Linked DNA regions of Homo sapiens: region 1 is linked to region 2. A link is a loop called in an ENCODE intact Hi-C map of the cell type or tissue named here. Cell type or tissue: endothelial cell of umbilical vein. All regions are shown on one strand.

What was found. Hi-C counts contacts between places; a loop is a spot of excess contacts. Peaks named below come from ENCODE experiments on the same cell type or tissue, not always from the same donor. Only the 100,000 strongest peaks of a DNase experiment are listed, where the experiment ranks them.
Region 1: a loop joins it to region 2, with 8 times the contacts of the local background. A loop is called at or near these places in 8 of 110 quality-filtered maps.

The regions. Positions count from the first base shown.
Region 1 is chr4:16,504,544-16,507,043 of GRCh38, reverse strand. All of the region lies in intron 7 of LDB2 (LIM domain binding 2), which reads left to right. All of the region lies in intron 2 of LOC105374505 (a long non-coding RNA gene), which reads right to left. Among named protein-coding and RNA genes, the nearest start is that of TAPT1-AS1, 280 kb to the right of the region's middle. In endothelial cell of umbilical vein, a CTCF peak has its summit at 1,161 (motif pointing left); no DNase peak of the experiment used is centred here.
Region 2 is chr4:16,750,004-16,752,503 of GRCh38, reverse strand. All of the region lies in intron 2 of LDB2 (LIM domain binding 2), which reads left to right. Among named protein-coding and RNA genes, the nearest start is that of LDB2, 150 kb to the left of the region's middle. In endothelial cell of umbilical vein, no CTCF peak of the experiment used is centred here; a DNase peak (open chromatin) is centred at 1,483.

The sequences.
Region 1 (2,500 bases), 250 kb after region 2:
TTCTGGTGAAATTTTGAATAGAGAAAATGGCCTGATTTAGATAAATCAACTGAAAAAGTGTACACAGGAGCCCATTTCTTTATCCAATCCTGGAGTTAAAGGCAGTAACATTCGTTAGTTTCCTCTAGCAAATAAGAAAAAGTGCATCTCAGAGGATTCTGAAACGGTGATATAGCTACTTAAAGGCACTGTAGCTGCAAGAATCCCAATCAGTTCAACAGATGTTTTCTGAGCTCCTACTATGTGCCCACACTGTGCCAGGTACTAGCAATACCAAGGTGAAAAACAACAACAACAAAGCCCTGTCATTGAAGAGCTCACTGTCTAATCTAGGGATGGCAAGGACATTTTCTCTCTCCTGCCAGCCCTCAGAGTATGGTATTGAGGAGGATTCTAAGGTCTAGTCTGGGTTTGGTGGGCCATCCATTAGTGATGTCTGACATGGTTGTAGAAGTTGAGAGTAGCAGCTTACATGTCATATGTTTTGACACATATGGTCTAGTCAGAATCATTTCAATTTCATTTGAAAGAGGATATAGCTTCTGTACTCTGTTATGCTCCTGTCTTCCAAATCAACAACTGTATTTTACTGGAGGTTACCTGTATCCAGAGGGTTTGTAACAAGTAGAGACCCTTTGCATTTTGTGTGATTAAGAGCAAGGCACCGTTAGGAAATGAGAGTTGGATTCCATCACTATCTCCACACTATGCAGTTAAAGATGTTTTAATAAAGTAAAATTGTCAGATGTTACAGAGAGGCAGAAAGAACAACCAGATTAGGAAAATGTACAAATTCATATGTGTCCTGGAGTTGAATGGACATTAAATGATAAGCGTTGGATGACTTGTGGTGACCATATCTTTTAACCCTGTCTACTGAGTTATCAACACTATTCTACTGGTTAACTAGAGATGCTACCTGCAGGCATCCACTGTCTGGTCCAAAGGCATGTGCCACTATGACCACAGCTGTGGTCTGTGTAGCTGCTGCGGCAGCGATGTGTGTGTCTGGCGAGGGCTAGGGTTTAATCCTTGGATTCTGCTTCTCACTCCATGAGCAGGGGCTAGGAGCGATCCCGAACTGCAGCCTCAACCCTGGGAGGGATGGAGACCTGTGTCATTCAACAGCAGTGACCCCTTCTGGCCAATTTAAGGAGAAGCATTGAGGGGCCCTGAAAGGAGTCACTTCCAGTCCTCCTCAGAGGTTGGTGGTCTTTGCACGGGGGATTAGTGAGAAGATGTGAAATGGGTGAGAGCTGGTGGCACCTCCGGGCTTCCAGCAAGGAGCAGAAGTTGGCCTTGTGGGGAGCTGAGGGCATATGGACCTCTCTCAGATGGCTCGCTGTTGTCTCTCGTGGACACACAGGATAGAGATGGGAAGGAAATGTACTCTCACTGCCAATGTTGGGGGGATTTTTAACAAAATGGGGGGGAAATGTTGCTAACAACCCCTAATCAGAGGCAGCCTAGAATGTGCATCATGCTTTATTTATTTTGTGTGAGAATAACAAATCAAGACTGCCAGAGCAGATAATCACTATCCTAGTCTAGAGGCTTAGAAGAACCAATAGAAACATGCACATAAATTTTTAAGTGGCCTTAACTGTCTATGTGCATATGAAGCCCTTAACTTGCCATTTGTCAATTATGCACGCACACAAACACATACACACACACACACACGCTCTCTCTCTCTCACACACACACACAACTAAGTATCTAGCTAGGGATATTTTATATAATTAGTAAAACATATGTGGCATCCCTTTGAAATTTAGTACATTTAAAAACACCTATGCCTAGACATCTTTTCCAGCTGCTCCTAGAACAAAGATTCACCGAACAGATTACAAGCCTGTTGGCTCCATTGGAAATGATTCAAACCACTATGTTCATAGTACTTTTCTTCAATGATTGTTGTTTTCTAATTCAATGAATGCATTTGGAGTGTTGAGAGCTTTTCTTTTAATATCATGCTTAAGTTGGCTGCTTTTTATTTTCCTCCTCCTCTTTCAAATTATGCTTCCTCATACTCTCCCATCCTCTCTCAATGACTTTGGAGTCACGATACTAATGCAGACCCACTTGGTTGGTTAACATCCTTCTCCTGCCCTGTGACGCCTTACGCATGTGTTTTCCAAGCCCTTCAAGTGTGCTGGACACAAGTCATGAAATGAGATTAACCCTCAGGTCATGCTCTGTACAACCTAGCCCTATTCTTTCCATCTCCCTTTGTTCTTGATCATAAGTGTCATCTCCTAATTGCCTATAACTCAGTGGCACTCTTTTATCCTGAACATCCCCAAACAGGTAACACTGCAGCTGCCCAGCTAACTGAATACCATTCATGCCTCTGTGGTGGCCACACTCCATCTAAAATCCTGTCATCCTTTCTGCCAGTCAGAAGGACGGTATCTACTTTGCATCTCACCTTAACAGTCTTCATGAGTCTCGTTCCATGTCACTGTCATTTCTGGTTCTTCATTGCATAATAAATAAA
Region 2 (2,500 bases):
TGGTTTTGGGCAGAGCCAAAACAGACTTGTCTTCTTTCTATACAGGAACCAAGAATTTAAGACCAATTGGGGAAAAAATGAATATTAATGGAAAATGGTGAGTTAAACAAACAAGTTCCAAACAATTACAATTACCACATCTGTCCAACAGAGGGTGAGATTTTCATCCCCCATTTTGCTCAGAGAGCAAGGAACTACTAAACATTTATCAAGTGCTGGTAATTTATTTGGGCAACTTATATGTAAAGAGTGGGCTCTGTATCTTGTTCACTGAGGACCAGAGGAAAGGAAATTGATTTTGATTGCATTCAAAAATTTATTTTCAAGAAAAGAATACACTTCCTCAGAGTAGTCCTTCATGTTTAATTATGGGAATGGATTCTTGCCTCTGACTGTGGCATCTTGGTTGCTTAAAAACATAAATGTCGTTGTCTCAGATGACCCTGGACCATGCATTTATTCGCATGGGGTTCCATTAAATGGTTTCCAGATGGCTCTAGCACCCGATGTTGTGATTTTATTTTATTTTTATTTTAAAGATGAGGTCTCACTCTGTCATCCAAACTGGAGTGCAGTGGGAACTGATATTGTGATTAATGAGTGTCCATTTCAGTAGCAGTCTTCATTAGGCTGGTGAGATTTGTAGCAAATTCAGTTAGAAGTAGAGCAGATTGTCATTCGAAGTTGATTTGTTCCTGCACTCATTCATGGATTCATTCTTTCAGAACTCACTGAACTCTTGCTGTTTGTCAGACATTGCCTTCCTAGGCCAGACAGTTCTTGGGAGAAAGACAGTTCATCACAAATTTTTAAATTTACTTTTGATTTGATTTTATTTAAAACTCTTACCTTAAATTAGCATAATTGCCTAAGTTGCTCAGAAAGAGAATATTCTTGTGACATTAATGGAAAATCTAGGACTAGTCATAAAAATACTTGAGAGAAAGCCCGCAATTGATAGATGAACTGACAGATTTCTGAAAGAGAAAAAGGAGACCCATCTCTTCCCATTTGTGGTTTCAAATTGATAGTATCAGAAGTTGCAAATTGGCCATAACAGTGGCTTGAACAGACATTCCATTCTCTAATGTCTGGTAAATACCACACTAATGATCGCATGAGATAATGGACAGAAAAGTGCTTTGAATGAATTTAAAGTGCGGTACAAGTTGAAGGTATAATTATTATCATATTTATAATTAACGTTTCAGATATGGTATGTTTTTATTATCCCCTAATATGTTATAAGTCAAGCTGTTATGAAATCTGAGGTGGTTGTTAGCTCTTCTCTTAGGGGGTTACAATTGTCAAACGTACAGGCTTAAATGCAAGTCATATCTATGACTGCCCTCACGAGCTTGTTCTGGAGGTCTGAATGAGGTACTAACCAGAAAATGGACATTATGTGCTCTTTGCCTGACTCTGTGTGACTATGTTATCTATGGAGTCCTGGCACGTGCATTTCCTGACTTTCGGTTTTAGGGAGTATATTGCCTATGGTTTCCAAACTGAAACAACACTACCCCATAGTGGGTAAAACAAAGTGTGTCAAATCTTTTCATTGTCACAATGACAGGTGTTGCTGCCAGAATTTATTGTTTGGGGACTGGAGAAGAGAACTGTTCTACACAATAAAAAATTATTGAGAAACACATTATCTGACTCTTCTTACCTCCAACTTATTATCTTTTTGAAGTTAGGGTTGCCAGATAAAATGTAAGTATACAAATGCAATACTTGAGACATCATACTTCTACTACAACATTATTTGATATTTATCTGAAACTCAAGTTTAACTGAGCATCCTGTGTTTTCTTTGTTAAATATGGCATCCCTACTTCAAGGACCCCAGTTCATGTTCAAATGTGAAATCTTGACAATTCCAGAGCAGCTACAATGTGGTGTGAGCATGACCCATGATACAAAAAAGACTAAGAGATCTACCTGGACTTCTTATTCATAAGTCTTGCTTCTGTTTATTTCCAGACACTGTACTCATGAGCCCCAGTTAAAGAAAGAAATGCCCCAGCAGAGGTTGGGAGTGAGGATGCAGGTCAAAGTCTGCCTGAATTTAAGTCCAAAGTCTGCATTGCAGGCCTTCTACCGTTGACTGTGCCAGGCATCTGGGCAGGTGTTGAGCACATGCATAGGAGTGTGATATATATGGCTTGCCCAAGGGAACTTGCAGTATAACAAGGGAGACAGACCCATACACGATGAACTCTAATGCAATAGCATCCACCCTGTAAGAGTAGTGCAAGCAAAGTTCTGTGGTGCACTAGAGACCTAATGTACAGCATAATGACTATAGTCAATAATACTGTATTATATACCAGGAATTTTCTAAGAGATGATTTCAGGTGCTCTCACAACAATGAAAAATTGTAGAAGGATATGGCTATATTAGTTTGCTTAATTGTGGTAATAATTTCACCAAGTATATGTATATCAAAACATATTGTATATCTTAAATACATAGAATTTTTATGACAAAAATAGA